Linked DNA regions of Mus musculus: region 2 is linked to region 1. A link is a contact called in ENCODE Hi-C data. All regions are on one chromosome and are shown on one strand. Each heading gives the region's core, a stretch centred on a gene start or an enhancer-like site at or near the end of the contact. The rest is flanking DNA. Distances are from core to core; before and after follow the strand shown. Region 1 holds the start of Wnt3a (wingless-type MMTV integration site family, member 3A). Region 2 holds the start of 1700007J10Rik (RIKEN cDNA 1700007J10 gene).

What was found. Hi-C counts contacts between places; a loop is a spot of excess contacts on that map.
Region 2: a map of gastrocnemius shows a loop between it and region 1 (2.1-fold over the local background). The contact joins the promoter of 1700007J10Rik here to the promoter of Wnt3a in region 1. A Hi-C loop is called at or near these places in 1 of 37 maps with a recorded cell type or tissue (gastrocnemius).

Annotation. Positions count from the first base shown.
Region 1 is chr11:59,287,588-59,294,144 of GRCm38, forward strand. Wnt3a (wingless-type MMTV integration site family, member 3A) reads right to left here and starts at 3,164. Exons shown (of 4, transcript NM_009522.2): 1 at 2,990-3,164. The coding sequence starts at 3,060.
Region 2 is chr11:59,734,847-59,741,472 of GRCm38, forward strand. 1700007J10Rik (RIKEN cDNA 1700007J10 gene) reads right to left here and starts at 5,308. Exons shown (of 6, transcript NR_045476.1): 1 at 5,192-5,308; 2 at 1,123-1,202. It overlaps Mprip (myosin phosphatase Rho interacting protein), which reads left to right. Exons shown (of 24, transcript NM_001368931.1): 6 at 984-1,218; 7 at 2,226-2,736; 8 at 6,274-6,415.

The DNA.
Region 1 (6,557 bases), core at 1,914-4,413:
TTGAATAAAGTCAATTCCCTGCCACGAATTAGCTCAGTGACTGGGGAGAAGCAGAGAGATGCCACAAGACTGGCATCTCCAGACAGGACATAAGGAAGTGGGAGGGAGGAGGGGGGGTCCCAGGTGCATCTTAGAGTTCCTCTGATGGAGCCTACTTTCTTCTAGCCTCATGAACCACTCCTCTTCCCTTGGGCTCTTTCCAATCAGTTCTAACCCTGTGAGAAGAGAACCTGGCACTGGAGTGGGAAAGGGAAGAGAACCTTCTTCTGGGATGTGGTTTGGTCCACTTGCCTCCCAGAACAGGCACTCATGGAGGTCTTACTTTTGATGGTTCTGTGGTATCAGGACTGGCAATGGGGTTGAACACATCAACCATCCTTCAGAGTTGGTCCGGGGGAGGAGGTAGACCTTCACGGTTCCACCAGAAGCAGGGAAGCATCAACTTTCTCCCCAAGAAGACCCACACCATCTTCAAAAGCCTAATGACTCCAGATTTGAGATTTCCCGGTTTTGGTCCTGCAGGTGAGGAACTTCTCTACGGTTCACTTTCTCACTTTCATAGGAAAGGGGAGCTGGGGGCCAGAAAGGGGGGAGGGAGGCTCAGGCTGGGTGGGAGGTCAAGTAAAAGAATCAGCGTGCAGGCTGAGCGTGAATATAATAAATCTTAAGAAAAGGTCCCGGGTTTTGCCTCTGTATGAAGCTCACCAGTAGCCCACCCAGCAGAAGCCATGATGTTTCTCCATATTGGGGGCTATGGCTTATCTAGGCCCATAGTGTGGGGAAGAGAAAAGAGGAGACACTTGAAGGTTGGTAAGTAGAAATTGCAAAACAACCTTTATTAAAGAGCCAGCTACCACACTGTGTCAAGTGACTACAGCCACTGTAGTTTTAAGGGACCCTTCCTCTCCATTCTGCAGGGCGAGCCCCATCCAGCTGACACTTTTGAGTCTGCTGGGAACTGAGAGGGAATAGAGGGGGCAGGAGGGGAACTAGGTCTTGTCCCCAGGAAGCCAGCATCCCAGAGTGAGGGGGGCTGCGTCTCAGGAAGCAGAATTGTTAAGTGTGAGAATCCTACGGAGAACAAAGTGGAAGTAGGGGATGGGCGGAGAGGTGGCCCTTGTCACCCAACCCCATGAATACCAGGTGGACTTCCGTATCACTTTCTGGGGCCAAAGGGTTGCCCCGGTCCTTTGAGGGGAGGGGTGGGAAGGCTAAGGGCTGCACTTTTTCACACCCCTCCCCTCTCACCTGGAGAATGCTGGGTGCACCCGAGGGGGGGGTCTAACAGCCCAGGTGAAAAGGAGGCTATGCTTCTGTGGGCCTGGGCGGACCCGGTTAGTGACCCCCCACGACCTTAAGGACAAAAGTCCCAGGACGCGGGGTAACCAGGAGGCTGGCGACAAGGCCCTTCTTTATGGGAGTAGAGCGGGGGCGAAGGCGCTTCCTCTTGAGCCCAGGAATTCCGCGGCGGCGGGTTCTAATTAGAAGCCTGGCGCAGCAGCGGGCAGCCCGCGGGGCTCCCTCGGACGCGCTGCCCCTGGCTCCCCGCGGACGCCGGGACGCGCCTCAGTGCGTCCGCGCTCCTAGACGCGCCCGACGCAATCCTCACTCCCGGAGGCCACAGGGCTCCACAGGTGCCCCTTCGGGTCTTAAAAATCTCAAGGGAGCGGAGGCTCAGCTAGATCTCTGTGGAGCGCAGCCGCTGCCCAGCAGCCTCTCCAGCCCCTAGCGACTCCCAGTAGCCCACCCTCCATCCCTGCAGCGGAGCGGGCCCTGCATCCCCACCCCAGGCTTCTCAGCTCTTCTCCTAAAGCATCTCGAAGAGAAAAATGATTATCGGATTAGATGTACTTCGGCTCGCTGGGTCCCCCCTTCCCCTCGGCATAATTATTATAATTCCAGGCAAGCTGTCGGAGTGTTCCTGGGCGGGGGGGGGTGTGCGCATGTTTGTGGGAGGCTTCTGTCCAACTGAGTCTCCACCAGCGGCGCGCGCCGGTCCCTATCCGGTCTCAATCCTCTAGCTTGTGTTCGAGGAGAGATCTGCGCACTGATGGTGACCTTAAGTCTGCGCTCCATGAAGGGAGGGAGTGTCACACACCCCGAGGAAGGGACGCCCCAATTTCTCCTTCTCTCGGGTTGCGTGCGGAGGACTTAGGGCCTGAGAGTCAGGAACTTTCCCTTTGCTTAATCTCACTCCATCCCTAGGCTGAGAAGAGTCTTCTAGTGTGCCTTGTCTGGAGTGGAGGATGCTGTCCAGCCTCTCCAAGACCGAATCCCCAAGCCTCTCACTCCGGGAAACTCAAATCCCTTACTTTACCTACTGCTCATCCCTCCCGGCAGCAGCGTTTCTTGTCAGCTAGATTAAAGCTGTGGACGGCCGACCGACCCTTCCACCCCGACAGCTACGTAGAAGCTAGGCGACAGCGTTGGAGAAGCGCGCACGGCTCCCGGCTGGCCCCGGTGCGCCTTGCCGCAGGCTCTGAGCCACTCCCCGCCCGGTCTCGGACTGTCTTTACGTAACTGCGCTGCCCCGAGCTGTTCGGTCTTGTCTTGCCGACTTTGTTTTAAAGTGTGTGTGTGTGTGTGTGTGTGTGTGTGTGTGTGTGTGTGTGTGTGTGTGTGTGTGTGTGTGTAAGATAAGGTACCTAAGAAGAGTCTCTTCCTTGCGCTGCTTCTCTTTTACACTCCTTCCTCGACCATTGCCTAGGCATTAGTGTCATGTGCTGACCCGCTTTCTGCCATTCTTGTTCGACGCCAGGGACAGCATGGACTTTCACTGCCCTCCCTTCCCTCCTGCCAGGGGAATCAGTGTCCCCGGAAACTCCGCCACCCGCGTCCCAGCTGCGGCCCAAACAGGTCCAAGTGGCAGCCAAGGAAAACAACCCGCTCGCAGCCAGTGCGCGGAGCAACGGTGGGGGCCCTGCCCCAGGGGGGCGGTTGCCCTAGGGTGGCACTGGGGCCCGGGGCGAACGCAAGTAGACTCACTCACCACCAGATCGGGTAGCTGCCCAGAGCCTGCTTCAGGCTGCAGAGCACTAAGAGGTATCCGAGAGGAGCCATCGCCGGCTTGAGCGCGCAGCGGGGGGAGTCCACCCCGAGAGCGCGGACGCCTGGGCTGGCCCGGCCCTGGGAGGTGGCGCGGCTGCAGTGGCGCTGGGCCCTCTGTGGCAGCGGGGTGCGCGGGGTTCCCGGGTGTGCACCGGTACACGGGCTCCGAGGGCGGCGCTGCGCCAGGTGGGCCGGCGGCCGGGCGGCGGGCCGAGGCCCTGGGCGGCGCGGGGCGGCGGGGGCGGGGCAGCGCCGCGGGGGGCGCCCGCCGGGGCTGGGGCCGGGGCGGGGCGGGCAGGGGCGGGCGGGGCCCTGGGGGTTTGGAGCCTCGCGGCGCTGGCCCCTCCCGCGGCCGTGGGTGCGCGGGGTGAATGGGAGAGCTCCTGGCGCTGGGGTGCTGAAGGTGTGTGCAGAGTGCGGGGTGTGTCGGTGTTCGTAGAGGGGGTGCTGCGGCACTGCTGGTATGTGCTGGAATACAATGCGCGTTGGGATGCGCAGCGTGTTGGATGTGCCTAGGTGTGCATGGCGAGCTCTTGTGCACCGGTTAGTAGCCTTCCAGGACCGCACTGTGCCAGCTGAGAATTGCACTGCGTAGTCCTCGAGCTTGGGCTCCGTTCTTCCTGATCTCAACCTATGGGGGTCACAGGACCAGGCCCTGGATCTCAAGCTCCAAGCACCATGAGATCAGCGCAAGACATACATTCTCCCTCTAGCACTTTTTCTGTTCTGCCACATCCTGTCTCTTGCTCTTGGCAACTTTGAGGCTCCATCATCTTGTCTCTCAGGAATCAGTCTGTAGCCACACCCCCTCCCGGAGCAGGGAGCAATCGGACCCTGTACGCAGGTAGTTGTTAGGGAGTCCAAGTCCAAGAATCAATCCCTCTACTCTCTCCATAAACTCATGCATAGGAAGTGGCAGCCCCTGGGCTCGGGTTCTGGAACCACTGCTTTCAAGTCGGCAGTAGCCTACTTAGGGGAAAGAAATCTAACGATTTTGGCAAACATTATTTTGCTGATTGGGAAGGCAAAGTGAAATTTCCACATTGATTCCTCCTGAGTCCATTTGCAGAATTTTGTAGCCCAGAGAAAAGACCCTAGGGAGTTTTGTAATTTGAGGACAAGGTACAAGTTTGGATGTGCTCCAGCTTCTCCCTGGAGCACCTGAAGGCATGGCAGGTAAGAGACACCTCCCACCAGGGATTGGTCCTCAGTACCCGAGGCTGTAAAGGAAGCTCAGCAGGAATTCTTGTGGCATTTTGCATTGAAGAGAGAGCCACCATGTAAGAGCTACAAACGCAAGTTTCAGGCTCGTTCGTGGTGCCCTGTCCACTTCTAAAGCCGGTGGTCTTGAGTCATGATTCACCCTGTGGCTCAGTGGGAGCATAAAGTGGTCTCCGGTGTGCCGTGGGCTGTACAGGATTGCTTCTCAGAGAAAGAGATGCCCAGTTGTTTCTGTAAGCTCAGGACAGACTGACGAAATCAAGGCAGGCTGCTCCCTAGAGCCTGCCTCCTCCTGCCCAGTGTTTACCATTAGCAAAGGGAGCTCATGATATTGAGGATGCCACCCATGTGTTTATAGACCCTGGCTCCAGGAGTCACCTGGAGATGGTATCAAGAGACCCAAGTTTAGAGAGAGAACCATTCTTTTTTCTTATGCCCCACCATTAGGAGTCTGTGTAGTCTAAGTGTAGCCTTTGTTCGCCCTCCCTAGTCTGAGTCACTGCTAGACCTCTACTCTCAGAGGGAAGAACTCTGGAATGAGGCAGGGAGGGGAGGAGAGCTGGCTCATCGCTACTTTGGACTTTCCCTCTCTCTCAGTGAAAATCCCACCCAATTATCGAATTACTGGGGGAGCCTGGGCTATGGATGGGATGGGGGCCTGAGCCCAGCAGGCAGGCTTCCAGCACCTCCACCTCCCCAGTGCTGCAGTCCAGTGGTGGTGGAGGGGGATTAGGGCCCTGGTGAGCAGAGCTCCAGGGGCTGCAGGCTCTCCAGACACAAAGGAGAGTGCCATGCCCTCTCCTTTGTGGGTGCTGATAAGTACCCATCAGCTGGATACTTGTCCTTGATCTCCGTAGAACTTTTACAGATCCCATCAAATGAGGCATGTAGGTACTGTTGTCTCAGGCCACCCCTCCCATCAGGGCTTGCAGGTTGGGCTGTCTCGCTGGAGGTCTGGGATATCACACTGTGCCTTCAGGACAGTGGAGCAAACCAAGCCAGGGCAAGTGGGAGTTGCTGTTGGACTGGGGCATCCAGGACAGTTCAGGAAAAGGCTCTTCCTTGATTCCCTGCAGTTGTATTGGCCCCTGCTAGGCCAGCTAGAGGGAGAGGGAGGGCAGGGAGGAGGAGGGGGAGGACAGGGAGGACAGAGAGGAGAATGGGGAGGACAGGGAGGAGGGGAATCCAGAGTACCTTGGTTTCCCAGGTGGGAGGAGACATTTGAGGGATCACCAAGGACCCTGAGCCAGGCTTGCAACGAATTTGTAGACAACCGAGACAATATGGGAGGTCCTGCCCTCTTCTGAATCTCATCCCTGGGCAGCAGAATAGCAGCCTTCATGGACCCTGGGAGATGGCGTCTCATTTAGTGTGGACCATTGTCTCGGAGGGCTTTTCTACTACACTGGAACCTCATGGATTATCTCTCTTCTATCCTTCCATTTTTGTTTTTGTTTGTTGGGTTGGTTTTGATTTTTGAGACAGGGTTTCCCTGTGCATCCCTGCCTGGCTATCCTCGAACTTGACCTCACTCTGTAGACCAGACTGACCTCAAACTCAGAGATCCACCTGCTTCTGCCTCCTGAGTGCTGGGACTAGAGGCGTGCGCCACCACCGCCTGACCCTCCTTCTGCTTTTGTTTGTTTTGTTTTTATTCCTTGTCCCCTTGCTTTCCACTTCTCTTTCCCCTGTCCTTCCTTCCTACCTGCCTTCGTTTTCTCATCCTGGAGCTCACTACTTAACTCAGTCTGGCCTTGGTCTTGTCCTCCGCCGCCGCCTCTGTTTTATAGGAGTTGTGTGTCATCTCTCCCACCTGTTTCTCTCTTGCCCTCTAACTTGCAGCCTGGCTTTGGAGGACTGTGCAGTGCACAGCACACCTACATTTTGGCTCCTACTGGGAACACATGCATTGCCCGTGGACTCCTCCTTGTCTGGAGATCAGGTTGCTTCCAGGAGCGCCCTCTGCTGTCCCCTAAGGGCTGTCCCTTGTCAGTCAATGTGCCTCCAAACCGTGTCTATAGGGGGAGAGCATCTGCACCCTTGTCACAAGGGTAAGCACCTGGTGAATACGTGGTGGATGTGGTGGATGCCCACAGGTGAGACCAAGGCTCTTTAACCCCATGCCTTCTCTCAGCACATCTGAGACAGCTGAACTAGGATGGGGCAGAGACATGGGTGGGGCCTCTGAGCCAGTATTGCAAATGGTTTGTGGTGACTGAGAGTGTTTGAGGTTTCTCTGTGGAAACCACTTTGGAGCTGGAACTCAAGGAACTGTGGTTTTGATGAGA
Region 2 (6,626 bases), core at 4,058-6,557, 450 kb after region 1:
CTAATTTCATTTGTGAGGGCTCCACCACCTCCACCACCTCCTCCTCCTCCTCCTTCCTCCTCCTCCTTCTCCTTCCTCCTCCCTCCTCTTCCTCCTTCTCCTCCCCCCCCCTCCTCCTCCTCCTCCTCTTCTTCTTCTGCTTTCCTCCTCCTCCTCCTTCATTATTATTATTATTTATTATCACTATCATTATTATTACTATTTTTAAAGATTTATTTATTTATTATATGTGAGTACACTGTAGCTGTCTTCAGACACTCCAGAAGTCAGATCTCATTTCAGATGGTTGTGAGCCACCATGTGGTTGCTGAGATTTGAATTCAAGACCTTCAGAAGAGCAGTCTGTGCTCTTAACCACTGAGCCATCTCTCCAGCCCTTGAGGGGTCCATTTTCAAGACTTAACAAAATCCTAAGGGCCCCACCTCCACAAATCATCATCAAGGGGATAGGATTTCTAATGTAAATGAGCAACAACTGTCAGGCCTTAGTGTCTGTCTTATTTCAGTAGTTCTTTCACATCATCCCTTGTGTTCCATTTAAGCTAAGAGTGGGAAAAACCACAGGGTGCTGTGCAATTCACTTTCTACATTTTCCCCAATGATCTTGATAGCAGTGGGCCTGGCTCAGAGGAGTGTGTTCCTCTTTTGTCTTGTCCTGTCCCCCTTTGTTTATGTCTCAAGTACCTATGAGTATAGGAATGGCAGACTCCTATGAGCTTACCCCTAGTAATTGGGCTGATATTCTAGGCACTGTCTGGCAGTATACAGAGAGAGCTTTTAGATACTTGGTGACATGGCTCTGGTAGAAATCAAGAACCTTTCCTCTGCAAGGCCTCTTGGACAAGGCACTGGTGGGTGCATGACTTCTCATCCCCCAACACTGTTTTGATGTTTTTATATCCCTTGTAATTTAGCAGCCAGAACCTGTGTGCTAGCTTGGGCTATGTGCTCATATGCTACCACCCTCACTGCTCTCTCTCTAGGAGCCTGGGCCTGCTAAGATGGCTGTCACTAGCAGTAGTGGCGGCAGCAGTGGTAGCAGCAGCAGCATTCCCAGTGCTGAGAAAGTTCCCACCACCAAATCCACACTCTGGCAGGAAGAAATGAGAGCCAAAGACCAACCTGATGGGACCAGCCTGAGTCCAGCTCAAAGTCCCAGCCAAAGCCAGCCTCCTGCTGCTTGCACCCCACGGGAACCAGGACTAGAAAGCAAAGAAGGTGAGTAGCAGCTGATCAGCCTGCGGACCTCCTTGTTGTGGTGATCTGTCTTGCTCTGCTGGAGTGGGCCTCTGTCCAGGAAATAGGACGGGACACTGGGCATGTGATACAGGGCCCTAGCTAGAGGCCTGTCATGGGTCCTGAACTCTTCCTCCCTCTGTGCATCGTGCAGCATCAGTTCTGGGCAGCACTGGCCTGGCATGACTAGTTCCTGGCCTATGAGATTCAGCTTGGCTTCTCTACCTCACCTGTGAAGGAGAAAGGTGTAGCACCTACTCCATTGGCCTCAGGTGATCTATAAACACGATTCTTTCTGCCTCTGTGAGATCTCTGTTCCTGTACCACAGGTTCCTACCTCATTAGCTCTTAGAACCTGCTGGGTTGGGTGCTTCCTGTCTTTAGAGGGATAGCAGTTAGGACATCAGTGCCCCTCTCTCCTCATTGTTACCATCTTGGTCAGCTCCTGGCTAAGAAGACGGGCCAGAGAGGACACCATTGACATCACCATGCCCTCTCCACTTAGAATGCTGTGCTGCCCTAGCAGAGTTAGTCCCCTTCTTTGCCTCTCTCAATTGGAGTTCTTTAGCATACACACCTGTCTACATTTACAGTCCAGGTGCTCTACAGCATGCCTATAAAAGGCCTCCTCCCTGCTTCAAAAAAAAAAAAAAACCTAAGCCTGAAAAATGTCCTTTTGGTTGGTTTCTTCCTGTGGTCTGGTAAGAAACCATTGGTTAGGATGGAATCCTGCTTCCCTACCAGAACTGTACGAAAGTCCCTGCCTGCAAAGTGACCAGACTGGAGGAAAGGGTAGGGAGTAAAGGCAATGGAGATGGGTGGTCCATTTCTGCCCACAATTTTCTCCTTTTACCTCTAGCCCATTCATAGCTGTGGGGTGTGAGTATGGAGGGTGTTGAGGCAGCTTCTGGGTGATCATGTGTGGGCTTTTGGAAAGTTCTGATGACAGAACTGACAGCAGTCTGAGCAAGCTTTCTCTTGCCTTCTAGATGAAAGCACCATAAGTGGGGACCGTGTGGATGGTGGTCGGAAAGTACGGGTAGAGAGCGGCTACTTCTCCCTGGAGAAGGCCAAGCAGGACCTGAGGGCTGAGGAGCAGCTGCCCCCACTACTCTCCCCACCCAGCCCCAGCACCCCACACAGCAGGTATGGTTGTCCTGGATCGCCCTCACAGGAACTCAGCCACCCCCTTCACTCCCCAGGTCTTCCAGCCCCAAGCCGAATGGTCTACAGCATCTGCCCTGCCAGCCTGGGTGAGGCCAGCAGGTCACCTAACCACATGGACTCCAGCAGTGCTGGGGGGTGGGGAACAGAGATACTGGGGAGCACCTTTGCCTTTAAAGCCAGCAGGCAGTATGCCGCCCTGGCCGACGTCCCTAAGGCCATCCGGATCAGCCATCGAGAAGCCTTCCAGGTGGAGAGAAGGCGGTTGGAGCATAGGACTCGGGCCCGGAGCCCTGGCAGGGAAGAGGTGGCCCGTCTATTTGGCAACGAGCGGAGGTAAGGAGGGCACTAGAGGGCTAAAATCATGTATGTACTCACACAAGTGTACTTCAGGAACATGATTTCTATTCAGTGTGTGGAGCATTTCCTCTCTGGGTCCCAGTCTGTGGTACTAGTTCTCAGCTCCTGGCAGCCAGATACAGGACTAAGTGCTGGCTTATGTAGGTTGTGCTTCCCAGATTAGGCCCAGTGTGGCTGAGTCTTAGGCTTCTTGGCCTTCTCTCTTATTAGAGAGAACTTCTATTCTCTGAGAAGACTCAGAGCTGCAGATAGGGACTAGGCCCTCCTCATGCTGACAGTTCTGCAGTTGTCAGAGGGCACTGAAGAGATTCCAAGATACAGGAAAGTGAGGGGGCAGCATAGATCCTTCCCACCAAGATGCAAGAGGCAGCCAGAAAAGCTGCTGTGTGTCTCAGCTGCCACTTTTATAAAACCTCTGGGTTTTGCTGAAAGGCTTCCCACCAGTGGCAGAGATAGAGTACTTACTGCTGGAAAGATAAGGCCCTACCTGCTTTTCTTTTGCCCCAAAGTACCAAGCTTGAGGACTAGGGAATGTTCTACCCGTGAGTCCCCCTCTGATTCTCTACCATATCTCTGAGCTGTGTTTTGTGTCCAGGCCAGGTTTCTTGCTTAACACCAGACAGGTTTCTAAAGATCCATGGCTGCCCCCAGGAGAGTTTAAAAGCACATCTGTGTGCTTTGCTGTGGGTGGGAGCACTGCTTTCATTAGCTTTACAAAGAAGTCCTCTATTCAGAAAGGCAACTCCAGAAATATCTGCAGTGTCTTCCCTGCCCTGAGTGCAGGCTGAAGTTCAGTCAGGTGTTGAGGGCAGGATGAGATTAGGGAGGACTTTCTCTTGTCCCCTTTTCTCAACTCAGTTAGTTGACACCCAACCCAGCTTGTTTCAAATGGCCTATGGACCCTCAGGAAGACAGTGGACACTAAGTGCTCCCTGGTATTCCATATAATCGTCAATCTTCACAGTCCAACAGTGGCTCAGGAAAGCACCTGTTACTCTTACCCTTGCTTCAAGGATGTGAAAACTTGGGTGACCCCCATCCCTCATGGTGAATAACAGCTAGTGGGTGGGCCTTCAGCAGGAAGTCTCTGATTCTATGATAGGAACCAGCATCAGAGCTCCTGATGTCCTTCTAAAGCATGTGGGTAGCAGAAATGAAAGGTCTTGTTAACCATTAAGGAGGCCTTCAGGGTGGGCAGGGGCAGGTTTGCGCTGGCTGCTGAGCAGGCTAATTCTGATGGTTCCAAAATGGGGTCAACTATGCTTTACGTTTAGTGGCAGGCCAGAGTTAACATTTTGCCCACCTGCTTGGCTAGGCTCCTTGTCAGAGATGTTAATTTTGAATGCATTCTTGTCTACCTGCCTGAGATAGATGCAGTCTCTAGGCTTTGTTCTTGCATGTTCTTCACCACTATGGGGATGATTCTCAGCTGGTGTTGGTGCCTGGACTACTTCTGCACATTAACCCTGTAACTATCCCTTCCTGAATGATCTTGCTGGTTGGTGTTGCTCTTTGAGGACTGCTATCTGAGGCCCAAGTAGTCCACCTGGTGCTGGACTGGATCCTGGTCTCTGATAAGTTAGAGTGACAAGATGCCAGTTACTTTGCATTGAGTTACTGTAGCCAAGACAGACCTGCCACACAGTAAGGAAGTTGAAAACCTCAGGGTTACTTTTGGAAAACTTCAGTAAGCCAGTAAGCAACCCTACCTGAGTACCAGCAGCCCTGAGCTTGGAATTTGCTCTTGAGACTTCTGAGCCTTTGAAGGAGTTCTTATAGGAGGTTCTTAGACCTGTGTCTGCTAAGTGTGGAGATCCTTATAACACTTTTAGTGACTAACAGAAAGCTAATGGAACTCTGACCTCTCCACCTTGTCAGAGTAGCTTGAGTGAAGCTACTCTGTCACCTCTATTGTTTCAGAAACACCAACTTAGCCACAGAGAACTAGCTATATGCAGAGGTTGCCCAAGCTCCTGGTCTCATCATGTCTTGGCAGCATCTCTGTCAAGCAGCTATAGCAAGTCCCCCCAAGCAAGTAGTTTCTCATGCTAACTACTCTGCTTGGAACCCTATAAACCTATATTCCATGGTGCCAGTCTGGCCTGGCACAGCCCTCCTACTATCCTGGGGCCTTGAAGTACTCTAGCCAGATACAGTGCTCTCAGCCCGAGAAGAAACAGCGGCCCTGGGATGGTGGTGTCCAGCTCTTCTGCAGCAGTCTAGCTATACAGGACACCTTGGCTGCACTTAAAAGATTTTCCTCTACCTGGCAGCCAGCAGCTGCTTAGCTCACTGCTTTCCCAGCCAGTCTCCTCACCTCAGCCTCTATAGGCACAGCAAGCTAACCCAGCACCAGTCTTCTAACGACCCCGAGTATGGAGGCAGAACACACACAAGCCCTCCTGAGCCCTGGCTGCCTTTGCCCTCTTACCTCCCTTGAGGAAAGGAACTGTTAAGGAAGATTTGTAGTGACCTCTGAAAAGAGAGGTTCCTGGGTTCTAGGCCATGACTTCCTCTTGCCTATTAGAGATTTTAACTTTCTGAAAGGGACCTTTATCACTTCCTCTCAGCTCCACACCACTGGTTCAGAATGCATGCCACGCCCACGCTCATTGTGAGGGAGTAGGCTGTCCCTAGGAGAGCAGGCCTTAGGTTTGGTGAGAAGAGACCATCCTCCCAGCAGGTTGAAATCAGCTCTCAGAGCCCAGGTAGGCAGCCCAAGTCTTCTGCCTAATCCCTCAAGGGGACTCCTTAGGCTATGTGGTAATTATGGGTTTCCTCTCTTCAGCCATTACCTTGGGGTTTGCTGCTTTAAATCTTAGATAACTTTGATTTATCATGATTTGAATTTTAAAAGCAGTCTTTTTCTGTTCATTCATTTCCCAGCCTTATTTTCTTTCAGGTCTTGCCCTCTCCACCCTCTGCTGTGTTCGCGCCTCCTCCACCTGCTTCGCTTCCATCTCAGCTCCGTCGTCCCAGCCACAGACCGCCTGACAAGGCCGCTGGCCTTTCACATGAAATCAACTGCTTTGTTTTATTTTGATTTTGATTCCTTTTAATGTTAGCAGAAACTGTTAATTCATGGGCTTTTATCTTGCTAAATTTTGAACACCCTACTGTGGGGTGCATTATAACTAGAGGGTGCAATGTTTGCGGAGGTGGTGGTTGTCCTTCATTGTATCTGACTCAGGGAGGTTACCAAGGTGTACCAAGCTGTATGAGTCCAATGTTGGAGCAGGGCCAGTGCAGGCCCAGTGTGGAAAGGTTCTATGGCTGTTCCAGCCCAGCGTGAATGGGGGAAAGTGGAGCTCAAGTAGACTGAATCTGTGCCCTAAGTCCTATCAGTACTGTGTAAGCAGTGCCTCACTTGTTTAACAGAAAGGCTAACACTGGAGCCCAGTGAGGTAGGCCAGGTGTGCAAGCTGACTACAGGAGCCCCTACTGGACTTGAGACGAAGTCCACCTTGGGAACGGGGAGACTCGAGTTCAGCAGCTTCATGTCCTCTTTTGTAGGAGGTCCCAGGTAATTGAGAAATTTGAGGCCTTGGACATTGAAAAAGCAGAGCACATGGAAACCAACATGCTGATTCTGACCACTCCATCAAGTGACACTCGTCAGGGCCGCAGTGAGAGACGGGCCATCCCTAGAAAGCGGGTGAGCTCCAGTGTGGGGCCAAGTGGGGCCTTTGGCAGCATGGCTTGGGTCTGGGGAACACAGTGCCGTACATGTTCTGAGTCCCATACATACCAGGGACATGTTTCTTCTGGGCCTCTACTCTGTTCCTTTCCAGTTAGCCTCTTGAGCATCAGCCTGTCTTCCACATCTCCCTCCTACAGCGTTAGCCTTCTGTGCCACAAGGTGCTTC